Linked DNA regions of Homo sapiens: region 2 is linked to region 1. The links are chromatin loops, found by intact Hi-C in ENCODE. Cell type or tissue: heart right ventricle. All regions are shown on one strand. Each heading gives the region's core, and the rest is flanking DNA. Links, peaks and the distances in the headings are about the cores only. Region 1 has its middle 470 kb from the start of LINC00972. Region 2 has its middle 170 kb from the start of GRM3.

Region 1 (15,704 bases), core at 3,985-11,984:
CTTCTGTTGATACCCCTTTGCTGACAGAATACATTTAAATCCTACGAAATGACAAGTGGGTCCCTTGCAACTCAGGAAATGCACCATATTTATCTAATGGCTCAAATAAAAAGCCAAGAGTCATTCTTGATTTTTAAAAATGCCGTCAATTCCTACATTCAGTTATTGAAAAATTATTATTAACACTACTTGCAAAACGTATTTCAAACCTATCCACCTCTATCTGTCTTCATGGGACACATAGTCCAAGGCATCATTATCTCTTTCCTACACTGCAGCCACAAGTCCTTTAATTGGCAACTTTTGTCTCCCTAAAACCTACAGGGATTGATCTCTTTAAAATATGAAATCAGGTCAACTACACCCCTGCTGCATTTCTTCCAGTGACTTTTCACTATGCAGAAGATTAAAGCCAGTCTTCTTACTAGCCTGAGAGTTTCTCCATGACCTGGCTTCTGCTTATCTCTCTGCCATCTCTTAGCAACTCCATTCTTTGTCACTCTCTGTCAGCAAGGTTTAGCCGGACTGGTCTTTTTTTTTTTTTTTTTTTCTTTTTAAGCTCACTTTTTTTTCAGATGCTGTTCCTCTGCCTGAAGTGTCTCTCAGCACTTAGTGAACCCAAATGTCATCTCCTCAGACAGGTCTTTTTTAACTCCTATCTGATGTTGCCCACATCCATTCCACTTGTTTGCTGTCATAGGAGCTAGCTTCTCTTTCTTTTTAAAAATGTAGCACTGCCTGGAATAACTTAACTTGTTTATTGTGAAATATCCACATAAGAATGTTAGTCCCTTAATAGCATACAATGTATCTCTCTTTTTCACTGCTCTATTTCCAGAAGCTGGGTGGTACCTGGAATATAGTATGTACTAACTGAATATTTATTTAAAAAAGCATTAATTTATCTATCTATATAACTAAATCTATCAAATATTCTTTAAAACATGAACCAAAGTTAATCTGAAACTCTTCCTGTGAAAAAAGTCATGTATTATATGCCTTCAACACAGAATTTGTCATTATTTCCTGTGGCATTATACTATGCCCTTTGTCATATGCTTTTTTTCCCATAGAGCATTTTTTCCCATAGAACTTTGTATTCCTTCACTTCCACCACCTTTCTTTGAAGAACTCTTATTTACCATTTCTTGGACTAAATTAGGAAAAATATTCCGTGATCTTACAAGGTTTGAAATGCTAATCAGAAAATGTCAACTTCAGATTTTTTTAAAAAAATCAGTATCTCAGCTCTTTAGCTGCTTAAGAGTCAAAAGGTACATCATTATATTATAATATACTCATATTCATCAGGCTGAAATTTATTTGTCATGTTGTGACATGTCTTTCAAATTCATATTTGAAGAAGTTTCACCTGTCAGAATTTAGTTGAGGAAGGGGTGAAGGCATTTGAAGAGTTTTCAAGCTCTGAAGTTCTTCTTAGTCACAGCTCATTGCTTGTAACCTTATTTCTCACTGGGCATGCATTTTTGTTACCCTCCCTCTTTTTATTTTAGTGCCAACCTGGTGGGCCAGCTGTCCCACCATCATTTAAATTAGGGTACCACCATCCATGCAGTAGAGATGTGAACACAGAAAAAACACTCTTTTTAAATATCAGTGTTAGAAAGAATGAGATATTTATAAGAATGAATAAGGAAGTAAAGAAACTTGGTTTTTAAAAATTGTTAAGTGTATAAATATATTTTTGAGAGCAGAGTACCTTATGTCAGCAACCTGCTTTACTTGGAGAAAACCTTTGACAGTCTTTATGCTTTGGTTGCCTAATAGTATTCTGTCAGGAGTAAATTGGGTTTCTGGTAACACATTTGCTTTAAAACAGCATAAAACCTAATGACCATGTCAAGCTATGTTTGCCAGGATAATTGCTTAAATTTGGATTTCTGATTCTCTTGCTCAATCAAAGGCCATGCATTGAATGTTGGCAGACCAGACAATGAACTTATTTCACATTTTGTGGATAGATACAAACTGAGTCACAGGCTTCTCTCCTTTCAGACCTCTGATTATTTTAGCAGTGATAATGACCCCAGCATTTTCCAACCTGATACTGCATTACAGAGCACAAAACTTACAAACTATAGTATGAAAAATGTTAGGGATAAACCAACTTAAAGATGGCTTTTTGGGGGGAATAAAAGACTTACTAGCTATGTGCTAGACTCGGTTTTTAATAAAAACTATTATTATACGTTAGAGGAAAAAAGTTACATTTGGATGCTAGCAGATGTTAAAAACGTGAACCTATTTGACCTCAGTTCCTAAAAAGGTATCTTTTCTCTTCTTGCATTTATTCTCAGAATTATTAATACTTCCTTTGTACTTTCTGTTACATCTTCCACCATTCTTCCTTTGTTTTTAATTCCATGTTTTTTTTCAGTAACATTTATATTTGTCATCTAGTGTACATTTACAAAGTATGATTTTATGTCATGATTTCTGTTTTAAAGAAGCATATTTAAAGTCAGCCTAAAGGTTTGAGGCAAGCTTCAATTCTAGCTCTGTCATTGTGCCTCTAAATTTTTTCTTTAACATTTACTGGCTCATAGGAATTATTTCTTTTCCTGGGTTGGAAATATGACCTCACCCATACAGCCTACAAATGTACATATTCAGTGACATGTTTCCAATGTTTCTCTTCACTTAGTTGATTTTAAATCATCCGATATACACACTCCTGTTGCCTCCTCCATCTCAAACACAAATAAGCACCCCTTTGCATATATTGCTACCAGTCATTTTTTGTTTATTCCAACCTAAGCAATGTTTCATGTTTTTTTTTCCCTTTAGCTCTAATATAGAATCATCTCCCATCGATATTTTGATTATTCTTTTGATGGTACTTTGCTTTCATTTTTAGAAGTCTCACCACAGGGAGCAAAAGCATTTCCCATGTAAAATTATATAAAAACATGGATAGAGAAAATGAAAACAAGTGGAGCTCAGAATCACGTTCATAGAAAATTAGTTCCTTGAAGAAAACAACTTATTTAGGATCTCAGCGACTTACATCTAGATTCCCGTAATAGGATCTTACTAATAGTTTAACATTTATTTTGTCTTTAAACATGAAGAGGAAGAAGAAGAAGACAAAGAAGAAGAGGAGGAGGAGGAGGAGGAAGAAGAGATCAAATATTACATGGAGGAAAGTCTTTGGTTCACTAGGGCCCAAGGCTGGTTCTTAAAATTTGCAGATTCAAAAATTCTGTCAGTGTGTCTAGAGATTGTTTTGGTAATGATGCTTGTCAAATCAAGAAGACAGGAACTATTATGTTCATTAAACATGCATATTTATTGATTTACAAAACCCACGTATCAGCTAGATTACTTTCTGCCTCTTATTAATCTGGTTAACCCTGGCTAGACCACCAAACACAAAGTTTGTGACTGTCAAAATAATTTTTCTTTTTTTTCCTTTCATATTAATTCACTGACTTCCACAGGTTTTTCTGCTCTCTTTAATATGTGAGTATTGCTTTTATTCTACCTATGCTATTCTAATAAGTACTACTTCTTCACCATTTCCACAAACACTTCCAACATTTAGAGGCCTTGATACCGTTATTGAAAATGTGGTCTGTGTGCGTGTGCGAGACGGGAAGCCGGGTGGGGGGCGGTCTCGTGCTCATGTGTAGGAGTGAATGGTGTTGGAGGTCATGAGGAAGATGTGTGGATTTCTCAACTAACTAAGCCCCAGTTAACTGGGGATTCGAGAGACAATGTCCTCCTGTCTTATAATATTATATTGTCTCTCTATTCCTTATTTTGGCCCTCATCTGGGTTTTTTTCTTTTCTTTTCTTTTCTTTTTTTTTTTCTTGGTTTTTTTGAGACGGAGTCTCGCTCTGTTGCCCAGGCTCTGCTCACTGCGATCTCCGCTCACTGCAACCTCCGCCTCCCGGTTTAAGGGATTCCTCCTGCCTCAGACTCCCGAGTAGCTGGGACTACAGGCTCCCGCCACCACACCCGGCTAATTTTTGTATTTTTAGTAGAGACGGGGTTTCACTATGTTGGCCAAGATGGTCTTGATCTCCTGACCTTGTGATCCGCCCGCCTCGGCCTCCCAAACTGCTAGGATTACTGGCCTGAGCCACCGTGCCCGCCCGGCTTTGTTGTGTTCTAACCTATGGCTCAAGTTCTTATCAAAATGTATTTTCCTACAAAAACTTTAATTTCTCAAAAAGAATTTCAGTAAATGTCAAAAACAATGCTTCTAGATACTAATGAATTTGAAATAAAAAGAGGGAATTTGATGGTCTTAAGAAATTTGTTGCACCAATCTGATAAGTGCTCCCGTGTTCTGGTGACACTAATGCCTACCAGATGGTGTCTTTTTCCCTTTGACAGTTTTCCTGAAAAATTGATATTTAATTCCTGCTCTTGTAGCATGTGTACATACCTCAGCACATGCCTCTACTTCTTTTCACTTGACATATTTTTCCTCCGGAAACACCAAGGTGTGTTCCAGCACTGAGGATACTCTTATTTTCATCCTGATATTTTCCAGTTCTCTGCATTTACACAATTGTATACATTGTTTTGTGATAGATGACTGAATGAAATAGCAACACTCCTTCATTATATATTATTATTCATTTAAATATCACAAGGCAATTCATTTTCAATCTCTAGAGTAAATTCTTGTAATTTTTTCTGTGCAGACAACACCATAGCTTCTTCAGGCATTATTTTAAACTTTCTTTTCCACAGAAAACCCTAGCAATGGCTCTTCATGGCTTCTTATATTAAATCACATCACAATACCATGAATCCACAATGATAATATGCAGAATATGTTCCAGAAAACATTTTCTCAAAAATATAATGAGCATGTTCCTGACATTATTTGTAATCATCAGAAAAAAATATTGTTGCCATATAATAAAATTGCTATTTTATATGTGGTATGTATTATGTGTGCATGTATGTATGTATTTATAGCCTACCTTACATTTCCTAAAGTGCATTTATATGCTATTGAAAAATAGTTTACTTGTTTACCTGTAGCTCTGGGAATCAAGATAACAAGGTCTACATTATAGATTTGTTTGACCAGTTTTAAACCATTGAAACATTCTACCAGAAAAACAGTCATACTCCAATTCTCATTTTCTAATCTTTCTTTGCATCTCTTCTCTGTACTTGAAGCTTTCTTTGAAGTGGGTGTAAGGGATATAAAGGTTAACAGGAGACAGAAAACCTAATGCTTTAAAGTTCACTTATCATTTATCCAACATAAATTCTCAAGAAAAGACAGCTCACTGAATGCTTATCAGTCATTCCTATTGTTTGATATCTTGGCACCCAATTAACTAGGGATTCAAGAGTTCAGCTCAACTTCAAAAAAAAGAAAAATAAGATTTCTTTCTTTTTTTAACTGTACTTGGGACACTGTCCTATAGATATCTATTTTATAACATCATATGTATGCGTTTTTAAAAATTTCAATTTTATTAGCTTTGTGAAAATTAAACGTCTGAACTAATGGTACCTAGTGATACTCACAGTAGCCTTAAGGTAGAAGTGAAGTATTTGTAATAGAGGCCAAGCCGGGCAACCCAGCTGGTGTGAGTAAGTTCAATAACTAATATCTTCAGTTCCATGAGCTTCAAGGTCTAATTAATGCCTGTGAAAAATGAATATTTCCTGGAGATTCACTTGCTTGAAATAATTCAATCCCTCAAAGCTATTAAGAATGGGTAATCTCAGTTGGAGCAATGGGTCAAGGGACCATAATGTCAGTTTTCATTGTTCGATTTAATTAATTTAGAAGTCCTACACTTGTTGAACAAAACTACTAGGTGAAATGTAATCAGTTGTAATGTTTATTATTACTGACATATTTTATTTACTTGAGATTTTCATGTTCCCTATACATGAGTGTCAGGATTTTTTCTTTCTCATACTTCTCCAGAGGAGTCTGCTAGTCCCATCTTGGACTTATCCTTTTGAGTGTTTTTGTGGCCAGATTTCCAAGGAGGATACATGGAGCATGACACATATTAATGAATGGTTTACTTATGGATATGTCCTATTTCCAGTATTTTCAGTATATTTAAAATGGAACCTTTCTTGTGCCAAGAAATGATTATGATAGCTAGTAGACTTGGATCTTTGTTCCAATTCTGCACAGTTACTCCTTCCTGAAACAAAATGTGTCAACCCAGATACTGCACTTTAATATGGCTTCTTTAGTGTCCTTATGATACCTCCTGGGTCCCAGAAAAGAAATCCAACAATAATTCTCGAGTATACACTAATTTATATACTGAACCTAAGTATGATTTGATTAATAGGGTCGGCATACAACTAACAGCATGTTTTTTGTTTTTGTTTTTGTTTGATGTTGTTGTTGTTTTGTTTTTTGAGACCGAGTCTCACTCTGTTGCCCAGGCTGAAGTGCAGTGGCACCATCTCGGCTCACTGCAACCTCTGTGCCCTGGCCTCAATGATCCTCCCAACCTCAGCCTCCCAGGTAGCTGGGAAAACTGGCGTGTGCCACCACATTCAGCTATTCTTATTTATTTATTTATTTATTTATTTATTTATTTATTTAGGTACAGGCTGGGTCTTGCCTTGTTGCCCAGGGTTATCTCGAAATCGTGGGCTTAAGTGATCTGCCTGCCTCAGCCTCCCAAAGTACTGTGATTACAGGTGTGAGCCACCATGCCTAGGAAACAGCATTGATTTCTTTTTTCTTTTCTTTTCCTTTCTCTTTTATTCTAGCTGCCAAGAGACCCAAACAAAATTGAAGTTTAATTCTTACAATTGTATTTGACACCTATAGTTGAAATTTTGAGTAGACAATTTCAAGCTTGAATTCTCCCATCATAAAGGACACTGGGATAGAAAATTAAGTAACCTGACATGGCATGCAGACATTTGGTAGTAGCTATAATAAATTTATATTAAATAAATACAGTATGATGTTAGCTAAGGGGCCTATGAAAATAACTTTTAGCAAATAGAGGGCATTTCCCTATAAAGCAACTTCTCCAGTTACACATTCCTGAAATTGGCAAGTAAGATAATTCATTGCAAATGTGATCTTCAACATTTTACATGTGTTTTTCATATTTTTGTTTTCTTCCAAGTTGTATAGGCTGATTTCTTATTTTATAACTTAATTAAATCTACATAGAGTCTGAACCTAGGTGTGAGTTTAAAAAAATCTGATACTGAAGGTAGTGGTCAGAACATAGAGTGAAAAAATACAAAATTATTAAAGTATTGAAATGATGATCAACATTTAAACCTTAGCAAACTTAAATATCAAAATATATTAAATACCTTAAAACTCTAGTTCTGTTTTATCCTTCAGTATCTCATTATTTATCTGTCAATATTCCAAACAAATAAATGTATAGTAATTAATACTACAATAATTTAAATACAATATGTAATAAGTAGGCTATATTATCTAGAAAATCAAGTTTAAAATACTTAAAGAGGCATAAATATTCACTTCAGAATTGTGCACCTCTCTCATCTCCAACAGAAAGAGAAATTTTACTCTCAGACTCTCCTTACCATTGAAGGACACATTCTTCTCTTGCAAGGGTATCTTTTTTTGACTGCTGCGTATGGCTTCAGTCTTGGAAACACTATATCACTGAGAATGATGTTTTTGTTATTCTGTTTCCAATCCTGGTCTCCCTTAGAGATACCTAAACCTAAGACTGGCTAGTTGCTATCTTTCTCCTAAACATAAGTATCCTAGAACTTATCCTAACACCTTCATAATTCAGAATTGTTATGTAAAGAGAATCTTCCTTCAAAGAGAATTTGTAAATGGATTGAGATATTGCTAAATATACACATTTAATTAGAACACAAACACATGAAAACTAGATAACACTGGAAATTAATCCCATAGAATCAACCAAGTGTCACTCTTAATTTTACTTATCAGTCACAGAAAGAAAAATACCCTTAAGATTCTTGATGATCTGACAACATCTATCATAACAGGGAAACTGATGAAAGAAAAAAATGACATTTGCCTAAGTTGACAAAAATCTTGCATTTTACACAATTAAAGAAGCACACACCTATATTAGGTTTTACTGTAAAAAGTTCAAAGACTACATGTGAAAAATGTTATATTGAAAGGCAGAAATTCAGTAAAATCAGTATTCTGCCCATAGAGAACTGTTATCAGCTCTGGGAAGATTTAGCTTATATCAAAGTGCCCTCTTGAGGATGTAAACATAACTACATGACTGAAAGTATTACTGAAATGTCAAATGCTCTAATTGAATTACCAAAAGATACTTTTGCAAATGGTCAGATGTGCATCAGAACTAGTGAAGATGTATCTCTTTTTTTCTTTTTTGTAAAGCAAGGTATAATTTGCATATATTTTGCTATTGACTGATTAAAAGGGAAGAATTTTGCAAGAACTGATACTCTAATGGATAGGAATTTTTGTTCAAATCTTACTAAGAAATATAATATAATTGCTATTGTGAAATAAATATTGTTCTCAATAATTCTGTTTAATTTCTAAAAAAAAATTCTCATCATTTTATTATATTTCAGAATCTTGGACTTTGTCAAGGCATTACTAGGGGGTAAGAAAGGCTAGTGTGGGCATTGTCTACCAGTCCACACAAGTTACTCCTGAATTGCTGGATGTTCAGCCCAGTGGCTACCTCTGACGGGGTGGTTTTCTTGGAGCTGCAATGCAGGATTGGTACATTTAGCTCTAAGTGGGTACTTGAAAGGCTGTCAAAGGTAATATGAAGGTAACTTTCTTAGTGTAAAATTTAGATAAATATTATATCTTTGTTTTTGCAAGTTTAAATATTATATCTTTGTTTTTGCAGGTTTAAACCTTTCTGGTTTGTGGAGAACAAAATTCTAATATGCTAATTCTATGTTAATTTTGATGAAATGCTAATCACCACATTAGCTCTAGACTATAAATACAGTGTATTTCTCTTCCTGGTTTTAAACTAGGGCTATATTAAGTTTATAGATTTGCAAATGTATATTTGTCAACAATAAGAAACTATGAGGATATAGTGTATCTTACAAGTGAAAACAGTAGTTAAAAGTTTACAATTAGGAGAGTTTGCAAGAAAATACTCATGAGATATGTGAGAAAAGAAGGAACAATAAGTCAAGCAAGTGGGAAGGAGTATCAAGTTTAAAAATTTTAACACCAGAACTACAGAGAATATCATTTGAAAAACTAAATTCAGCTTAAAGAGATTTCTGCTCTAGGGCAGGTTATATACCTAGTGCGAGCTTCTACACAGAATAACTAGGAAGGCCATGAAAAATACTGAAATTGTGTCTTTTAAGGCAATAGTACTTATTTAAGATTGAAAGATGAGCTTCACATCCATAGGGAAAAACCACATGATTATTACAGAATATGGCTAATATTATATTGAGAGCAGGACCAAGATAGTAGAGGTCAAAGAGTTTTAGGAGATGTAAAGTTTCAGCCCAGGCAGTATAGAAAGGCTCTATTAACACTTCTTTAAGATCCCAGTATCCACCTAAAACAGAAAAGTTCCATCTTAGGAATAAGGACCACATCCTAGAGTAAGGTCTGCCCTAGTCTAGCCTCACTTAGATTTTCCCCCTCCAAGTCCATAAAGACTTCTATAAGATAGTACACCATCTGGAGCTCCTTTTGTCTGCCAGTCAACCAAAGGCCTATTTCCATTGGCTAATGCCCAAGAATCAATAAAAAGTCATAATACCACATTAATATTGTTATTAGCTAGTTTATTTAATGTCATAAGCATTACCTATTTAATTCTGCCCATTCACCAGGTTTATCTTTTTCTTCATCAGTTAAATTACAGCAATTAATGCACTGCAATGCAGCTAGTTTCCAGGTTGAGTGCCTGCCCTTCACTCTTGAGCAACTATCCTTAAACTCTGATTCATGTTTGGCATCATCTGATTATAACTGATTACAGAGGGAAACTCTTTCAGCAATGGAGTTAGAAAACTCCTCAGGGAAGCTAACATAGGACTGAAGTCATAGTCGTCACCTGCTCATATGGATGATGGGCACTTCCAGTGGCTCCCCTGATCTATATTTTGGACATATTATTTTGTTCAATAAGGAACCTCTCCTGCACATCTTCTTACCTGTTGGAATGAAGATTTTACATAAAACCATAAACAATGGACATTTCAGATCTCAAAATAATTTTATAATTTTCCTTAGGATAACATCCAACAAATGCCCAATCACAGACAAATAACTGCCTTGCAATGAGTGTCAGATTACTTTCTAGCCCAAAACCCCAGCAGTTGCTGATGGGTAGGTGTCTTGGCTTTTCCTGAGGGCTCCAGTCAACATGGCTATGGTGTGGGAGATATTTCCATGTGCAAAATTTATTTCAGTAGGGATTCAGAATGTACAACCTGTACAACAATTTCATTCATTATTAGCCTGACATAAATCTTTTTGATCAAAACAGATATCTTCCTGACTTCCTTCTTGGAATAAATAAATATACCCCTTTGCTTTACAAACTCAGTCACCAGCCATAACTTTATGGTTCTAGCATTCTTGGATTGTTTCTCATTTACTTTTATTTCTGCTAAAAGAGACAAAAGCAGCTAATACTTCCTCTTTATTAGAATTTTTATTGTTTTGGATTTAGCACTTCCCCTAAACCTTGATCTACCAACTGCAAGTGGCATTGATACAATTTTGTCTCATCAATGCTTGCAGTGTTTTTGTGACTTCACCCCACGGAAGCCCAAAGGCAACAATGATTTCTCACTCTTACTTTTCTTGTCTTTCTATCTCTCAAGTAAAGCCTTACTCATTTTTAAAATTACAAATCAGGAATTATTGCAAAAATCTTCATAATGTTAACTGCATATGTTACACAGTTCAGATAATTAAAAACATTCACAACCTTCCACAGAGCATACTCAGGAAGTCTCTAATAAAGGCAAAGGTTATAGTATGAAGTAGAAAGACAGCACAGGCCAGGAACAGGGCCCAACATACTGCCAGGCTCTGCTCTCCTGGATCATTTCTTAGTCATACGGAATTAGCATTTGTTTCCAGATCATGAACCACCAAGATGTGTGTGAGGAATTGTATTAGTTTTACGTGGCTGCTGTAACAAATTACCACTGCTCTGAGGGCTTCAAACAACAGAAATGCACTCTGTCATAGTTCTAGAGGCTAAAGTTCCAAACTCAGCATCACTGAGCCCAAAATCACACTTCTAGCAAAGATATTCTCTCTCTGAAGGCTCTAGTAGAGAAACTGTTACTTCCCTCTTGCAGCTCCTGGTGACTCCTGGTGGCTGCTGGCATTCCTTGACCTGTGGCTGCCTCACACCAATCTCTGCCTTCCTGATGACATTGCTTTTTCTTCTTTTGTGTGTGTCAAATCTTTCTCATCCTCACTCTTATAGGGATACATGTGATTGCATTTAGAGCTTACCTGAATAATGCAGGATAATGTCCCCATCTCAAGATCTTTAACATAGTCACATCTGCAAATTGTTATTCTTTGTTTTTGCCATATAGAATGACATTAACAGGTTCCAAGAATTAGGGCATGCATATGTTCAGAGGAAGCATTATTTGGCCTACCACAGGAATCTTGACTTCAGGGGGGCTCATGCAAATGCTTCCATTGTGGTTTTATATGACCTACTGGTCACACAGCCAGGACAGGTGAATTAAACTTTTGTACCAACAATAAGACATAAATAAACAAGCTAGCCCTAGGTGCTGCCAGAGAAGCTTCACATATTAAAAGCACATTTTAAGTCACTATTTAGCCCATCCAATCAGAACCAGGATTCCAGGTACCCCTTAGAGGTAAGCATGGAGTTTTGTCCAAATCTAGCTGTAAGATCACTCTTACTGAAGGAAGAAATAATGATTTAAATGCTCTTCTATGATTCAAGGAGCAAAAGTAGGTTAAATTAAAGAAAAATATGAGAAAAGAACATGAACCTCAAAATGAACTCCCTACTTGTCTGTCACACTACTTCATTTTCTGCCATTAGAGCAGAAGTAGCAAGAGAACTAGAATTAGAAGTGGAGCCTGAAGATGTGACGGAAGTGCTGCAATCTCATCGTAAAACTTGAGTGGTTGAGGAGTTGCTTCCTATAGATGAGCAAAGAAAGCAGTTTCTTGAGATGTAATCTATTCCTGGTGAAGATGCTATGAATATTGTTAAAATGGCAACAAAGGATTTAGAATATTACATCAACTTAGTTGGTCAAGCAGCTGCAGTGTTTGAGCGGACCGACTCCAATTTTGAAAGAAATATTTACTAGGCGTAAAATGCCGTCAAGCAGCATTGCATGCCACACAGCAATCTTTCGTGAAAGGAAGAGTCAATCAATGAGGCAAATTTCACTCTTCTTGTATTTCCAGAAATTGCCATAGCCATCCCACCCTTCAGCAACCACCACCCTGATAAGTTAGCAGCCATCAGCATGGAGGCAAGACTCTCCACCAGCAAAACGATTATGGCTCACTGAAGGCTTAGATGATAGTGCCAGTATTTTTTAGCAATAAGCTGTTTTTAAATTAAGCTTTAATTAAATTACATTCTTGTAGACATGATGCTATTGCACACTTAACAGAATACAGTATAGTGTCCATACAACTGTTATATGGACTGGGAAAACAGAAAATTGATGTGACTGACTTTACTGTGATGATCTGGAACCAAACCTGCAATATTGCTGACATATACCTGTAGTAAAGCTATGTGTCCTTTTAGGCCTAATTGGTATTTTTTTTTAATTTTTAACTTTTTTTATTTTACTTTAAGTTCTGGGATACATGTGCAGTACATGCAGGTTTGTTACATAGGTATATATGTGTCATGGTGGTTTGCTGAACCTATCAACCTGTCATCTAGGTTTCAAGCCCCGCATGCATTAGTTATTTGTCCTAATTGTTATTTTAAGCTATGTGAAACAGTGCAGAATATGTGTCACTAGAAAACTACAGATAAAACTACAGGCAAGTCTCAGCAGATCTTGAGCAGATATTGCTATTATATTCATTGAGCTATGGACATGTAACTTCTGCTCTTTTAGAATTTTATAATTTATAAAAATGATGTATTTGAAACCAAATATATTAAAGAGTAAGATAAACTTTTTTCCAAAGACACAAGAGAAATTTTAAACAACTGTTTTGATATTCAATTTTTTCTTACATTCTGAGACAGAAAGAGCTAGCCATACCAGAAATTTCATAATAATTTGATAATTATGCTGAAATCAAGTTGATGTATATAAAACATACATTTCTTGCAAAAAAACAAATAAACAAAGATAAATAAATAAATAAGCAGCCTTTGGTTCTTTGGAAGAAAGAATGATTGCCATGTCATTTGCAACTCACTTGCAACTCAAGCGGGCCCTGACCCTCATTAAAATATCTAAATATAGTATCGCAAATAACCTTAGAGCTAGTTTCAGTTTGTAGAAAAGATTGCATCCCTAGTAACACAATAGTGTAATTCCTAAATTGATTTTCTTTATTGTTACAATAAAGAACATAAAGGCAGAAAAAAGGATATTCATCAAAATATTATATTAACTGCAAACAAATTGCATGGCCAATTTATTATTTCACTAATATGTGCCCCTACGACATCTGTAGATAATAAGTAGAAAATTTTGATTTTATGTAAAAATTAATGTTGTAATATTTGCATAATATTTATACAAAAATTAACCTATCTCTCCCCAACTGTCCCCAACTCCTATAGTTCCAACCTGTCTCCAACTCCTCCTAAGCTGTAGCCTGCTCCAGTAAAAAAAAATTGATATAATGATTATCTTATAAAAATCATACAGTTGGCACGTGTTCTTGATGATACATGTAAAAAAACGTATTGTTGTGAGCTGCAAAGAAAGCAAACCTTTCTCAAATACATTTTGGGTTGGGCATGGTAGCTCACGCCTATAATTTCAGGACTTTGAAAGGCCAAGATGGGCAGATAGCTTGAGCCCAGGAATTGGAGCCCAGGCTGGGCAACATGACAAAACCATGTCTGTACAAAAAATATAAAACCTAACTGGGTATGGTAGTCCCAACTATTCTGGAGGGTGACGGGGAAGACTCGCCTGAGCCAGAGAACTCCAGGCTGCAGTGAGCCGTGATTGTGCCACTGCACAGCAGCCTGGTGACTGAGCAAGACCCTGTCTCAAAAAAAAAAAAAAATATATATATATATATATATTTTAATTAGCCATGTATTTACCATAGATCACAACTCTCAAAATCAGAAGGCTGGGTTTTAAATCAGAGAACAATTCATTGACATGTTTTGAATATCAGTTGACTCATTTGTAAAGCAAGGGTAATAAATTGTGGTCAAATATGATAATATACTTAAATTGAAAGCTTAGAGCAGTTGATGCATCAGACAGAAAACCTGCCTTCAAATCGTGGCTTCATCATTTAGTAGCTGCGTGACTTTGGGCAAAATCATTTATTAAAACTCTAATCTGCTAAGTGATTATTTTAATGGCATGCTTATTTTATAAAGTGATAATGTGAATTAAATTAGTGTATGAAAAGCATAATAAGTTCTAAACAAATGATAATTCTCATCAGTATTCGTCTTGTAATACAAGTATCTGTTCCCTTTCCCTTCTTGATGCAAAATGCTTATAATGTAAATAACAACACCTTTGCTAGAGTTGTGAGTGAAAAATGAGACTGTATGTATAGAAGCATTTTAAAAAACAGAAAGGAACATCTACATTGAGATTTTTTTTGTGTGTGTATGTGATTTGTAGTCTTAAATTAGACCAGTAAGCAATGGACACAGACATAAAACTGCTACACAGAACTAATATGAATATAACTAAATTATTTTATTTTAATATTTGCTATGGAAAATCACCTTATTAGCAAATGAAGGAATACTTGCTTGAATGTGCTCCATGATTTCTATTGTTATATTTTAACATTTTATAAAACTTTTTTTCAAAACACAACTCTTTCAAAGCTGTGTCTATGTACTCTTGCTCTTTTGCAGAAGTATCTTAAATATTAAGTTTAATGAGCCTAAAATCTTAAATGTATTAATAAAAGCACAGTTTTTACCTATTATCTGCTTTTCTTTGCTACCATAACAGTTTAAAGGGTCAAGAGAAGCTAATGATGTGCAATGATCGACTAGGTAAATGTTAACTATTGTTCTTGTCTTCAGAGATGCGGCAGAGTTACTTTACGTGAGGTATTTACATCTACTTGCTAAATCTTAAGAACTGTTACTCATAATTACAAGACACAACATAGCTTGCTTATTTGTCTTGCATGATGCTATTTCTGAAATCACTAGACATACAGTATTACATTCATAAGAACGTCTATTTCCTATTTTCTATAGCTTTGAATTTACCAAACTAACTTTAAGTTTTCATGAAGATCCTAACTGACATACAGAATAAGCTTGCATGTGAGATAACATTCCAGCTGAGTTATGCTCAGTTTTTAAGAGCTTATCTTTATATTTTCAAATGACATTTAGAGATTTCCCAAGCATACTATGTCCTTTACATATACTTAAAATAGTGGATGAATATAAGTTAGTCTTCTCTTAATGAAGTCGGATATACTTAAAAAAAATTGTTAATAATGAACAGCAATAGAACAAAGATTTCAAGGGCAAGTAAACTCTTTGAAATATGTTTAAAAGTATTAACCTTT
Region 2 (15,704 bases), core at 2,477-10,476, 580 kb before region 1:
CAATTTTTGTGTTGAAAGAACATTAAGGAGGCTAAGGTGGGATACAGGGAGAAGAGTGAGAAATGAAACCCAATAGGTTGGGGTGTGTGTGAATCATATTGAGACTAGTAGGCCATTATGAGGACTTTGAATTAGATCCAAATAAAATTAGTAGATGATCAGAGGATTGTAAGCAAAGAGGTAATCTGTCCTATATTTTAAAAGGATCAATCTGCCTGCCATATAGAGACTTCCAGAGAGTAGGGATGGACACAGGGTGCTACAGGTGAGGTGTCGGTGACAACCCCAAGACCACAATTGGAATGGTGAAGTTGTTATTAATATAGATTATAAGACTGTGGGAGAAACAAGTTATGGGGAAGATTGGAGGCCTCAGTTTTATACATTTTAACGATGATGTATTATTATATAAACTGAAGATTATTTACTATGTAAAGTGAAGATTTATAATTGAATATATGAGTCTAAAGGTCAGGAGAGAGGTTCAGGCTAAAAGAATAAATATGGGCATCCTAAGTATTTAGATCATTTAGAATCAAGGGACTGGTTGAAATCACTGAAGAAGCAAGTCTATAAATGAAAATGAAGTCTAAGGCTTGAGCTCTGGGGCATGTTAACATTTAGAGATAAGGTAGTTATGGAAGGCCCCATGAAATAGGGGAAATGAGACAATGTATAAAAGATTTATTGAAACCCTAATATACACAAGACACTGTGATAGGTCTGTGATTCAATGGTGAATAAAACTGTTTCTGCCCCTGAGGATTTCATAGTTTACTGGTGCTTTAATGGAGTTATTTATATAGAGAATTATATAGTATGTGCTCTAGGCTCAGGGAAGACAAAACTGCTATCTCTGCCTCGATATAAAAAATACTTTAGAGAAGAGGTGATATTTGAATGGATGAGAAACATGAGAGTGAGTTTTCCATGTAGAGCAGGTAGTGAAAAGCATTCTAGGTGCAAGAGATTGCTTGTACAAAATTGTAGAATTGGAACACATGAAATGCTGGTGGAAATGCAAGGAAGCAATGTCATTGTAGGATAAACAGACATGTGGAGTTGGAGTCACAGTGAATGGCATCTGTCACCTAGTGGCTGTGAAATTACCTTAGTTATCTTTCTTCTTATTTGGTTTCTTATTTATAAATCATAGTAACAATATCTAATAAGCACAGAAGAGAAAAAAAGTAAAAAATATTGGGTTTTTGTGTTTGTTATGTGTCATCCATTAAGCAAAGTACCTTAATATACACTACCAGTTAATCCTCACAATCTCATGAAGTAGGCAGCGTTATGCCCATTTTACATCTAAGGAAAGAGATTCATAGAGAGGCTGAATAATTTACTCAAATTTTTCCAGGTAGTTAGTCGAGGGGAGTCCTGAGTGTGGGGATTGTGAAGAAAGCCAGCATTCAAAACTAAGTTACCTGACTCTAAACAGCAGGCAGGAAGACGTGATGGCTATTTACTAACACTGAAGTTCAAGTTAGAGTAGTCAAAGTGAGTTTGTAGAGAACGGAATGGCTTTGGTGAAGTACAGACTGACCCAAAAAATTTCAGCTGAGGGGTTGCCAGAATAAAACTTTCCTAGCTTGAACAGATTGGATACATGGTGTTTTCATTCCCTGAAACAAAAGAAAACAAAACAAAACAAACACTGGGAGGAGCAATGAAGGACGTGGCAATTTAGTAAACCTTAGTGACTCAAGATGGCTTATTTATATCAGTTGGATCAGTGGAGTCCTTTGCCTATTAGCTCCATAAAATCTGGTCTCCGGACTCCTGGAACTTTGATTAAGACTATAAAATACAGAACGCATTTTTTCTTCAATTTACTTACAACCAAAAGGAGTCAGCCCCTGGAATTTATTTAAAACTTTGAAATCTCTCAGCATTAGTTTTTAAAGCAGTCCTTTCCCCTTATCCCTCCAAAATAGAAGCTGTTCCTAAAGATAGTTCTTTACTAGCAAAGGAGGACGCAAAATTTAAATTCTGGGGATTAGCAGGATGCAAGAAAAGATAAGCCTTTAGAAATGAGGTGATTACAATAATTAAAATAAAAAGGTAATTTAAAGTTTCTGATGCTTGAAGCTGGAAATCTTTGTACAAAGCTGAAATTTTCATACTCAGACCTCTCTTCTGAATTCCGTATCTAAATATCTTTCTATTGAGAACTTCAGTGTGAATAGTCCCCAGGTAACTTGAATGTCTCAGAGGCACCTTAAACTTAACATGTTGAAAACTGAAATTATTATAGTTTTTATTAGATCTCTCTTTTTCTTTCTGAAAGCCAAGTCTCAATGAAAGGTATAAACTGCTAGGCAGTTAAAACACTCAAATTGTTATTTGCCTCCTCCATTTCCTTTAACTCCTTCATTCTTCAGTTTCAATCATCCATTAAGTCCTGGCTTCCATTTTCCTGGTGCAGGCTCAGCTTTCCCAGTTTATCCGGAGCAGGATGAATCCCTGCTTTCAACGACCACTTTGGACTGCCTGTCATATGAAGCATTTATGAGCATAGTATGAAGACTACATGATGTATGTACAGTGGATCTCTACATACATTTTTTTGTACTTTACTCATGAGAAGAGGTGTTGCCGTTTGAAGATAAATAGGTTGGCTGTAAATCCAGTTTTTTTAAAAAATATAAATAGGTTGGCTATAAATCCACAGATTTCTTTGTTCTTCCTATAATCCTCTACATGGGATGAAATCGAGGTGATCATTAAGGCTAATTGGGAAAAAATTGAACGAGGGCTTTTAGAGAGACTTTCCATAATACTTCTAGGCTATCCAGGGTTTCTGAGAGGCAAAGTGATCTGTATTAAAAGTGATATATTGAAATATTGTTATTTGGCTTTCCATGTTTAATTTATTATTATTCCTAGCAGTAATACTTGCTGTAGACTCAGTAGAGAGGCCAGAATCATGTAGTTAAAGGCTTGAATTGTTCTTACTCCAAGGGAAGTAAATGGTCTTTTTGAATTTTACAGGAAGAGCAGTGTATTCCATATAATATGAGAGGGAAAATCCAGTGCATCCAAGGATGCCTTATGTGCATGTTCTTTTGTTTAAAATTTGTAAAGTATTGTTCTATTAATTAATCAAATAGGTTGAATGGAGAGGGAGGGAAGGAGGGAGGGAGGGAGGGAGAGAGAGAAAGAGAGAAAAAGAAAGAGAGAGGAGATGTCTCTGGTCTCTGTGCTTGGAGTTTGGAGAAATAAGTAGCCTGCCACAAATAATTGAAATTCCTGAGACTGGAATATGAGTGTGGAGGGGTTGACACATTCTGAGATTTTTGAGAATTGGTCTTTGAGTAAATGAATTATCCCTGGAATGACAGTTTCCATGGTGATTGCTGTGAGGATCTCTGAGGGGAGACTGTGTGTTGAGAACTGTAATTCAGAGAACTTTGAAAAAGTCTCATTGCTTGATCTGGAATTGACTGGGGAAATGCAGAGCCAGCTATCTTGTTGTGTTCCTGATGCCTGGGTAAAGGCCAGTGGCCCCAGTGACCAACATGAAGGAGCACGGAGAAGACAGAGCTTCATTTTTATGAACTGTGTATGCTTCACTGTTCTTGTCTGATCAATAGTAGGAAGTGAGACTTGAAAATGAATGGATGTTGGCCTGGTCAACTAAGATGATTGGCAGCTAAAATCTGGTTTTGATTTTACTGAAAAGAAACATGAGCTATTTGGTATTCTTAATGTTGTGGAGCAATTCATACTTATCCATAAGAAAATTCATAGTGATCAATAGTTCAGCTGAAATCAAATGTCTAGAAAAATAAATGGCTCATTTTAAATGTTGATGAGGTACTTAAAAACATGAGCTCCTGAGATCTGGGTAGCACTAATTTGTTTTATAGCCCCAGGAACAATGAATTCAAGCTTTTTGATGCCGGAAAACAATTAACCCTGGATATTGTCTAGGCATCATTATTTGTGTACCTCTGTAAATCAGTGCCGTCAATGCAGATGAATTGGTTTTTTTACTTTATGCTCATGGCTGGAAATTCCAAGTGCTATTTCTTAAGATATCTCTTTCCAACAGGAATTAATAGAATAGAAAAGCAATGACCAGTTTTTCCTCATCCTAGAAATGAAGCTATCTTTTCAGTTCAGTTACACAAATATATATTATGAGCCTACTATGCACATTCAATTTCCTGGCAGTGGAGTCTGTTGTAAAGATCATAGATTTAAAATTTATAGGGTCTGGTTTTATAATCTGTGCTCAATTATTTGCCAGATCAGTATCTACCAGAAAGTCATTTAACTTCACTTTCGACATTTACATTGTTATAGCAGTAATGCCTGTCTCACGGTGATATGACAAACAAGGTAATATTTGAAAAATCTTTTTATCAAGGGCTCTTTGTTGTTATCATGTAGAAGACTTTCTGTTCTGTTTTCAGAGTGTAATTTTGCTTATTTGTTCAGTCTATAAAATGAGGCAAAATTATCTCTCTTCCCAGTCTCTATAATTCTGTGATTCTTCCAAAAGAAGAGACTTTCAAAATTCACAAAATAGGTATTTTGGAGAACAGTTTATTGAGGCAATATAGTACTTTCAGTAAAAATATAATTAAGTTAAACCTATTGCATATGGGGTTTATACTGATAATTTAAAGAAAATAAACAATTATTGTAAAGGAGATATTAACAAGTAAATAATTCGTTTAAAATCATAAAACAAATCACAAGTAAAGACACAATAGAATTGGTTATATTGTATCCTCCATAAATTAGGAATCTTATTTATATTTTCTCAAAACAGTAAGCATTTGATAAATCATATTGAATTAAAAGAATCCTCAATTTTCAACTTCTTTTTTTAAACCAGTGGTTCTCAAACATAACCTTTAGTGTGATTCAGCATCACCTGTAGGGTTTGTTAAAGTACATGTTGCTGGGCCCCACTTCCAGAATTTCTGATTCAGCAGATCTGGAGTGTTCTAAAAATTTGCATTTATAACAAGCTCTCAGGTGATGCTGACACTGCTGTTCTGAGGACCACACTTTGAGAACCAATCTTTGTTCTCACATTTTGAGAACCAAACACCACTTTAATTACTGGTCTAAAATGCAATATGTAGGAACCACTTGGACAACTTTTGAAAGACACAGATTCCTGAACTAACTTTCAGAGATTCTGCTTCTGTAGGTACTGGCTGGGGCCAAGGTATCTGTGTGCTTTGAAAGCTCCCAGGACTTACTAAGAAGCCAGGTTTGGAAATTACTTCTCTACGTAAAGCTAAAGGTCTGTTTTGTTCATACATACTACGCCACATAGGCTTTTCCTAGGATTGAAATTCAGAATAAAGTTAACAATAAAACATGATAAAACAGCTCCCTGATGTAATGAAAGAAAGCAACAAATAAAGCTACTTCTTATCTAGGAAAATATTGGCTTACTTGATTTCCATTAAATTTCCATTAAATTTAAGACAACTTGACATTTTTATTTAATGTATATTCCCTTCCAAAGAATGATAACATTGTTTTGAGTTTTATACGTCCTTAAAAGCAAGTGGAAGCTGATACGCTAAGATTTCACATATATATTATAATATACATGATACCTTATAAATGTGATTCTGTTATTTATCTCTTTTTAAACTTATTAAGCAAAAGCATCACAGAAAGTATTTGGTTCATTCTAAATTTATCACAGTTATCTGAAAAATAGTCATCTAAGGCATGAGAAATGAGGCAGGTGAACTCTCACATAAGAACATTTTGATGACAGATTGTATTGAGCCACTCGCTAAAGAGTACCATACTTAATCATGTATCTTGGCCTTCTAAACGTTTGCTGTTTATTTCTCCATATCAAATGTTCCATCTGCATGCAAAGATGATATTATTTCATAACCAGTAGTTTTGCAAACTCCACATGGCAACCTCTAGCATCAAATTTTATCTTCTATAGTTTATCTATGGACAATAAAATTCTAAACCAGGATTGTGTTGTAAGCTCAGCAAATATTGAAAAAAGAATCTAAGCTGGCTTTTACGTAATTCTTTTAGTTATGTAATACAGAAATGGGTGAATGTTTATTTTGGTCAATACAGTAAGCAGGTGTGGCTTGAAGATAGGCCAGGATGAGCTAAATTAAGTCAAAGTGGAATTTTTACATAATTGCTTTTCTGACCACCATGAAAATTTATATTGCATATTATGAGATTAAAGGTCTTGCACAAAGTGAAGATTTAGAATCTTATTTTCTAAGTAAAGTGTACACATTTTTTAGTTTTGTTCTTTATTTCACCACTCTGGCAGGATGAATCTTGAAATATTGTTTATAATTTGTTTAGATTTTCTTTTACAATCAACCTTAAAGATTTTTTTACAGCACTCCTCAAGATTCTACTCCTTGTACTACCAAGGATCTAAATTTCCCATATATTTAACATGAATGCATGTAAATCATATGAAAACATTGGGAACTCTGGTTTAGAAAGCCTAAGAAGGCCACATCTGGCAAATAGTATGTTTTTAAATAAGTGTTTGCTTCATTTTTCTATAAGAATAATTGTGCTAAATTCAGAATTAAACTCCTCTTCCAAAGGATCACATACATCACATATTTATATCATACATATCATACATCACATATTTATGGGCCAAAGACACAGTGTTAAGTGCTGGGGCTATCCAAAGATGTAAAGGCAAAACTCTTGCCCAGGAATTTTTCTTCTACAAGGTAAGCAGGGATTCACAAGGACAATCAGCTGGGAGAAATACCATGGGGCAAATAGACCAGGATTCAGTGCAGGCTTCATGGGGACACAATTCCCAAATTAAAGGATATAAGAATCTTCAGTCTAGCCAAGATAAATAAGAGAATTATGCACCCAGAGAAGAGACCATAAGAGAATACGGTGCATTTGAATAACCGCAAGTTGGACGGTGGACAGAGACCAGAATGTGAAGGCCTCACCTGTTTCGTATGTTAAAATAAGAGCGTTTATATTTATTTCAGTTAAAACCTGGATTATTTCTCTATTTACATGGTGGAAAGCGACTTGCCAAGCTTTTGCTGGCTGTTCCCAACTTCACCATTTTCTTTGTAGATGCAGAGTCTACCAAGTGTAAATGCTGCCAAGTCACGTGTGAGAAGGCAACCACTAGGTGGCAGAACTGTACCATATTCTGTGGTCGGGACCAAAAAGCTGATCTCTTGATACCATCATCCTCTTACTCAGAGCAGGTTGGCTTCAGAATGGTGGTAGAAATCTAGGATTGTTCCGAAGCTTTGTTGAAGAATAACCAGCAAATTAAAGGGAGGTCTTATGACTGCAGACCACCTGAACTCCAGCTCTGCAGTGTTTCACTCATCCCATGGACTTTTGTTATTGGATGAATGCAGCATGGAGATATATCTTAAATTATTTCTTTGATTGAAAACGTAATCAAGGCTCATATATGAACAAACATGCACCATATTTCAATATAATTACCTCATAACTAAGCGCAGTGCAAAAAAAACCAAAATGTCAATCTTTTTTTTTTTTTTTTTTTTTTGGAAAATTGTCCTCCTGTCAACGTAGAATAAATCCATTACCATATGGCCCACCAATGCAGCAGAAAACATGGGGTCTAATGGTGTTCTGTTGGCAAACTCTTGTAATTGATTTATTTTTCTAAGCTACCAACTGGCTTGTTACTGTGTGTGTTTTAGTTATACTCTCAGTAGACACATTTGACTGCTTTTTGTTGTTGTTTCTATTTTTAAAAGCCTGCAATCAAAGTTCCAGAATTCTACAGTATTTCCAGATCTGCAATTTAGAATGGAAAAGTGTTGTGAACAGGTTGATAACACTAAATACATCAAAGTTTCTCTTCAATATAATGTAAATGTATGTTTAAATTTATGCAGCCTCTATGTTTAGTCACAAAAGATCTGCATATTTTGATACTCTTTTAGATAATAGTACATTGATTAAATTAATTCATTATATCTGTTAATCAAATTATTAATTTGATTAATTGGGTCTAAGCATGTTCCCTTGGTGATATAATCATTATCTTAGCCTGGTTTTATATTAACTTCTCAATGTGAAGTAATTAATACCCTGAAGAGATAATATCCTCTTGCCCTAGGTAATATTCAAAATTGTTTTAGATCTAAAATATAGAAAATGTAGGACTCTTTTACAGGCATTTCCAGCATAGGAAGAGGATTAAGGGAATGACATTTTATTTTGTATGTCTGTATTGGATAAAGGTAAGAGACATTCAAGTATTTCTAAGTAAGGAATAAACTTACATGTTAATATTTTAAATTTAGATTTTAGTTTTTGGCCATAAAATCTGTAAAAACTGTATTTTAATTAGACTTTTATATATGGAGAGACTCAGTCTCTGTCCAAAGTAAGTTAATCTGTAGAAACTATTCAAAGTACACACACACACTTGTGCCCGTGCACACATGCACCCCACCTATTTTAAGTATAATAACCCCAATGTCTATGACCAACAAGCAAATAACAATGTAAACTTTCAAATTACACATTACTAAAAGAACTAGAATGAATCATTAAAATCTAAAACTGTTTATGTTACAAACTTATATTGATTCTATTTTGTTGCCTACTATAATGAGTTCTTGTTTTTCAGGGACTTGTTATCTTTTGCTGGAAATGCATAACTATGCAGGGCTAGGATTTCTCTCCTTTCAAAAAAGAAGTACTGAATGGGATTGCAGCACTCTGGGCTGTATTCTCTATGAACATATTCCTCTCCTCTCCTCTTCTCTCCTTGTTTCCTTCTTCTTTTCTTTTCTTTTTGGATTTCTATAATCAAGACAAAAATATTAAAGAACTGAAATGGGGAAAATGTGTTTCTCAAGCTCCCCCCACCGCTTATTATTTAAATAAAAAAATAGACATACTGAAAGCATTATAAACTATTCACAAGCAAACTAGGTATATACAACTTATTTTAATGAAGGCTATAGAAAAAAACGCTTTTTGTTAAAAAATGCAGCTTTCTGAAATCAGTTTTTATAGGCTGGGATTTTAGGCTTCTGGATAAAACTAAATTCTTTATGGTTTTAATAATAATATAATGCACTTCTATCTGAATATAAAATCTCCTTTTTTATCTCATTTATCACATATAAATTAAATTAACCTTTGACTATCCTAAGGAAGATAGAAACTTATTTGTACACATATCTGACACTAAAATAAAGTGAAATGCAATGCCAAGTCGCTTGTATTGGCTCCTCTTCTAATTTCCCATATTGCTTTAGGAAAAAAGAAAGCTATGTACTACACATTTATGTAACATAAAATCCGACTTAACCATGCATATTCCTCAGTTGTTCTGATATTACAATTCCGGATGGAAACCTTTGAATTTTAGCTTGCTAAATTGTGTAAATTATTCTCTATCCAGCATTCTCTGTTTTTTAGAGATAAGATATTACTCTTGTCATCCAGGCTGGAATGTAGTGGCATGATCATAGCTCACTGGAACCTCGAACTCTGGGCTCAAGTGATCCTCTTACCTCAGCTTACCAAGTAGTTAAGACTATAGTGTGCTTGCCCCTAAGCCCAAGTAATTATTATTATTATTATTATTATTATTATTATTATTATTATTATTATTTGTAGAGCTGTGCTCTTGCTATGTTGCTCAGGCTGTTCTCAAACTCCTGGGCTCAAGATATCCTCCCATCTCAGCTTCTCAAAGTACTGGCGTTATAGGTGTTAGCCACACTTCCTGGCCTCTATCCAGCATTTTTGATGATCATATCCCAGTTTGATATCCTTCTCCCTATATAATGTATAATGCATTCGTCTGGTGAGACCCTTATCCTATTTTTAAATGCCTCCAGTAAATACAAGTCTTCGATTCTCCCATGCTCAGCCAACAGCAGGTGCCATAGTTCTCAGCCACCTTTTCTTGTCACTGTAGTCAAACAATAGATTTAGGCTTAAAGAGTAAAACCAGAGTGTGGGATAGATAGAAAAAAAATTGTAAATATTAGTGTTCTAGAGGGGCTTATGTAAATTATTTTTTTCAGATTTCTACAATCAGAAATTCAATTTTGGATTTCTTCTTGCTTTCTGCTATGACAATGTCTATACTCTGTGCACACATGTATGCTTTGGGAAAGATAAAACATTTCACTATATGAAGTATCTAGCATTTTCAAGTATGGAAGGAATACCATCAAGAAGCCACCCACCCAGCTTTTAAAAATTATCAACTCAGGCCTCATCTATTTTCTAACACTCAGATAATTATAAAACAAATCTGTGGCACTTTAACATTTTATCTGTAAGCATTTTAGTGTATATCTCTAAAATATGTTTTAAATATAACTATTATATAATTAAAACACACCTAAAAATTGATAAGAACTAATATAAAATGTATAGTATTTGTTCAAAATTTTCTGATTGTCTCATAAATACGTTTTACAGTTTAATTAGGTATCAAAAAGGTCTATACATTTGGTTGTTTCTTAAATTTTTAAACATTATTTTACTTTATGAACTGACAAAATTGTATGGGTTTATCTTTTACAACATGTTTTGAAGTATATATACACAGTGGAATGACTAAATCTAGCTAATTAACATATATATGTTTCCCTCACGTAGTTTTAATTTTTGCAGTTAAGAACACCTTATGGCCGGTTGCAGTGGCTCACCCCTGTAATCTCAGCACTTTGGGAGGCCGAGGCAGGTGCATCACCAGGTCAGGAGATCGAGACCATCCTGGCTAACACAGTGAAACCCTGTCTCTACCAAAAATACAAAAAAATTAGCTGGGTGTGGTGGCGGGCGCCTGTAATCCCAGCTACTGGGGAGGCTGAGGCAAGAGAATGACGTGAACCCGGGAGGCGGAGCTTGCAGTGAGCGGAGATCAGGCCACTGCACTCCAGCCTGGGCAACAGAGCGAGACTCCGTCTCAAAAACAAACAAACAAACAAAACAAAACAACACTTTACATCCACTCTTAGCATTTTTCGAGACTATAACATAAATTTACTTGTTCAATAAACCTGTAAATGGACCTTTTGGAGTTTCTTCTAGCCTGCATTTTACTAATTATAATCCCCTTATGTCAATAACTGTGTTACCCTGACCCCGGTACTTCTTGTAAATTGATAGGTAGAGGCAGAAGCTAAATCAGAATTGGGTGTGAATATTTTCAGAATATCATTTTCCTGAAGGCATGTAATGCCTGCTTATACCATTTTGTGTAATTGTAACAATTATAAATGGTCATAGATTAGGTCTATTATTTTGGGGGAGAGGTGTTATAAAATTGACATATTTTAATTCTGTTATTTCTTTTCTATTCATTAGCTAAAATACTGCAATAAAGAGAAAATTTGCTTCCTATTTCTCAATGTGTGGTTCCCGCAATAAATAGATAAACTCTTGATAGATTTTCTTTAAAAAACTAATTTAAAAATAGCATCTACTAATGGTGTCCAAAGATTGTTTTTAACCATTCATATATTTCATGTTCATATATTTATATATTCATGTATTTCAATTCATATATTTAAAAATACTTGCTGTGTTTCAATACATAGTAGTTTTTACTTTTAATGAGATTCAATTTGTTCTACTCTTGCATAAGGAGAGTTCTTTATGTTGGCTCCTGGCTTGGTCCATTTACCATGACCTTAGTAGTCATTGCTATCTTCTTGCTTTCTGCTATGATAAATGTTTCCAGGGAAATTTTGTCCATGTCCTTTCTCAGACCTCAAATCAGTCCTGCCCTCAAGAAGACCAGTTGCTTTTGGTGGGAAATAGTATTTACAGATCATTGAAAATCACAATCTAGGTATTAAGAGTCATCGTTACTACTGGTTTGTCATTGTTTCTAGGCTTTTTCAGTGACCAGAGTTTAAAAATTTTTGTTTATTTTGTAAAGACTACCATTAATAATTTTATATTAACAATTACATTTCCATTTAGGCCTACAGAGTTTCATTTTACTTCACCAGTCTCACATCTCCATTTCCAATGCATAAAATCCTGGATTTCAAATACACCAACATAATTTCCCAAATTATTTATCCCACAATATACACTATGCAACAGTATAAGACAAAAATACTAACCACTGCCACCAAAAATATAGTTGGTGAAACTGTTTAAGAATTTTTTAAACACCTTCTCCTTTTTTGGCTTAGTGTATATCTTACTCAGAATGTATGAAATCACTGTTTTATAGTAACTTGGAATAGTTTCTCTGTTTTTGAGTATGTCATCAGCTTAATGCACAGTTAGGTTTATTCATTTCATTGCAAATACAAATTTTTGAGATCATTTTTCTGTTTGTTTTTGTTTTATAATTGTGTAAAATATCTACAGAATTCCAAAGTGTGGCCTATAAAACCATGTGTACCAAGAGAAGCCTAGTGTTTCTTACTGTCTACTGTATCCTATTTCTTCCCTCATTTTTAATTTTAAAAAGTGACTTAAACTTCAATTGTAGTCAAATATATATATACATATATACATATATTCATATATATACATATATACATATATACACACACACATACATTTGTTTTGCCCTTAGATATCCACTTTTTCATGTTTTTTGTCATGTAAAATATACATTTTGGAGATCATTTAATCTTAGCACAGATATTTCTTATTTTTGTATAACTGCATAGTACTCCACTGTAAAGATAAAATATAGTGTATTTATTTTGTTCCCATTGTTGGGCATTTGCTGGATAAAGATTCTGGTCTATATGCCTTTTCAAAATTTTTACCAGTGGCCAGGTGCATTGGGTTACACCTGTAATCCCAGCACTTTGGGATGCCGAGGAAGGAAGATCATTTGAACCCAGGAGTTCCAGACCAGCCTGGGCAACACTGAGGGACCCTGTCTCTACCAAAAATTATAAAATTATCCAGGTGTGCTGATGTGTGTCTGCAGTCCCAACTACTTGAGAGGCTGAGGCAGAAGGATTTGTTTGATCTCAGGAGTTTGAGGCTATAGTGAGCTAGGATCACACCACTGCATGCTAGCCTGCTGACAGAGAAAGACCCTGACTGTTGAAAAATAAAATAAAAAAAAATAAAAAGCTTACCAGTTTAGCTTTGGGGTTGTTTACTAGCAGTAGAATTGCTGGGTCAAAGGGCAAATGCTTTCATAATTTTGCCAATTATTGCCTCATCAATTTTCTCATATATGGATTATGCTGCTTTGCATCCTTAACAGCAGTACATGAGAATGGCTCATTTACGCAACCTGGCCAACAGAGGATAAAGTCAAAAGTTTTGATAGTTTCTAATCTGTAGGGGAGAATTGGAAACCCAGTTAGTTTTAATTTGCATTCAGTTAAATGAGTCAGGTTGAGCATTTTCTCTTATGGTTAAAGGATTTATGCTTCTTTGTCTGTGAACAGTACATTTATATACCTTGCCAATTTTCCTTTTTTTTCATAGATTTGAAGCTCATATATTCTAATAACATTAGTATTTTGTCTATGATATAAATTAGAGGTAGATTTATATTATGTCATTATGGTGTTTCACTTCAAATATCACAATGGTGGTTATTTTTTGCTATGAAACATTTTTATTTTTATATCTATAGTCTATTTGTCAAGCTCACCAAATATTTTTTCCTTTGTGCATCTGGATTTGAGCTGTAATTAGGAAATTTTTTTTAACACTAAAGCTATAGAGGAATTTACTCATGTTTTTGTCTAATATTTATGTAGTTTCATTTTTAATATTTAAATTATGTAAATTTATGATTTCTTTGGAATTATTCTAGTGACTGCTATAAGGAATGGATCCTTTTTCATGATTATAATGGTATTAATTATACCTTTGTCTTATACCAAATTTACACATACAATTTGATTAATTTTTAATTTTTTAATTCTCTTCTAACAGTCTTCTTACTAATGGGCAAATGCCATCCACTTTTAATTAAAATGGCTTTATAATATTTAATGTCTGGTGAGGCTATTTCTCAATTAATGTTTTATTGGGAGTCAAGTTTTTTCTGATTATTTTTGCTTGATTGTTTTCTAGATGAACTCTATAATAGACCTATCTAGCTGTTCAATATTTATTTTTACAGGATTCTAAATTAACAAGCCAGAACAGATATTTTAATTATGTTGAGTCTTCTGTCCAACATGATGATATATTTTAAATCCACTTTCTTGGTGTAGTTTTTTATTGATACATAATAGTTGTACATATTTTGGGGTACATGTGATATTTTGATGCATGTATACAATGTGTAATGATCAAACCAGGGTAACTGGGATAAAAATCACCTCAAACATTTCTCTTTTCTGTGTGGATTGGGAACACTTCAATTCTTCTTTTCTTGCTATTTCAATTTCAATTTAGCTCAAGAAGACATGTATTTGAATTTTTAGTATTTTTAATTCCTATTAGGTATCTTTTTACTGCAAATCCACTACTCAACACACAATGAAATTCTTCAAATGTAAGCATCTATATATAATTCAAGGCGTTAATGCTAGTATTTTTTTTTAGCTTTTCTAGACTTGCATGGTTGAATGAATAAATTTATCGCACCAGTTTCTCTTCTATGAACTTTTTTTTTATTGGAAAATATGTTATGGTATTGTGAGTCAATAGAACTGGATTGCAGAACTGGATCATTTAAGTAGAGGTAGAACTTAGTGAAGGAAGCTACTTAACCTCCTTTACCTTCATTCTCTTATCTGTAAAAGGAGATGAAGGGGATGCAGGTATCATTGTATCATTTAGGAATAGATTCAGTGGCATATAAAATTAAATAGACAGTGGCTTAAGCAAATAAGGTGTTTTGTTTTGTTTTGTGAGTAACAAAAATTTCAGAACTAGAAAATACAGGGTGGGCTTGGTAGCCCCAGGAAGCCATCAGGACTTAGGCTCCACTTAGCTTTCTAATCCCTCACCCTTGGAGTTGCTCTTATACTTTTGCTTTTATACTTATAACCTAGTGGTTGCAAGATGGCTTTCCTGACTCCAGTTTTATGTCTCTCTTTAAGGAAACAAGACAAGGAAGAGTGTAGAATAAAAGTTGTATCAGCTGCTTTAGATTTTCCCGTAGGCGCTGCCCAGTCATTGCTGCTTATATGTCATTACTTGTGCCATATGCTCACTGCTAGTTCAAGGGAGTGGATATTGGAGTGGAATTATTGTTTGTTTATTTGTTGGATTTCATTTAAGAGTAATGTCCTACCAAATAAAATTATGATTCTGTTCATAGAGGAGGAAGGCAATGGATCTGACAGTTCACCATGGTGGACTACGTGATCTCTAAAGTCCCTTCTATATATATCAAAATAAAAACAAACAAAATCTTTTCCTCTGTCAATTGAAGAATGTCAAGGTTCATAAATTTGGAAACAAGAGATTTATTTTTCATAAAGGGTTGCAACCTGCATGGTGGACATTCTGACAGGCGGAGAAGCATAGCTCCTTGCCAAAAACCTGAAACAGTCAATTGGAAGGTGGGGGTGGGGGGGCAGTGGAGGAGGAAGGTGAGGAATAGGAATTCATGCTGAGCAGGGTGGCTGAATATCTACATTTAATAACCTATAGGAGAAATCATGAATATTTTTGGAAGAAGAAACATGAACATGCACAATGGAGCTTCATGGCCCCTCATATGTAGCATGTAGATTGACCAGAACCACTCTGTGGTCAGTGGTCTCTTATTGGGAAGG

The links. Peaks named below come from ENCODE experiments on the same cell type or tissue, not always from the same donor. Only the 100,000 strongest peaks of a DNase experiment are listed, where the experiment ranks them.
Region 2: it touches region 1 in a loop (11-fold over the local background); 48 of 110 quality-filtered maps call a loop at or near these places.

Annotation. Positions count from the first base shown.
Region 1 is chr7:85,882,947-85,898,650 of GRCh38, reverse strand. No RefSeq gene overlaps it. Among named protein-coding and RNA genes, the nearest start is that of LINC00972, 470 kb to the right of the region's middle. In heart right ventricle, for the core only: a CTCF peak has its summit at 8,212 (motif pointing left); no DNase peak of the experiment used is centred there.
Region 2 is chr7:86,461,317-86,477,020 of GRCh38, reverse strand. No RefSeq gene overlaps it. Among named protein-coding and RNA genes, the nearest start is that of GRM3, 170 kb to the left of the region's middle. In heart right ventricle, for the core only: a CTCF peak has its summit at 7,130 (motif pointing right); a DNase peak (open chromatin) is centred at 7,128.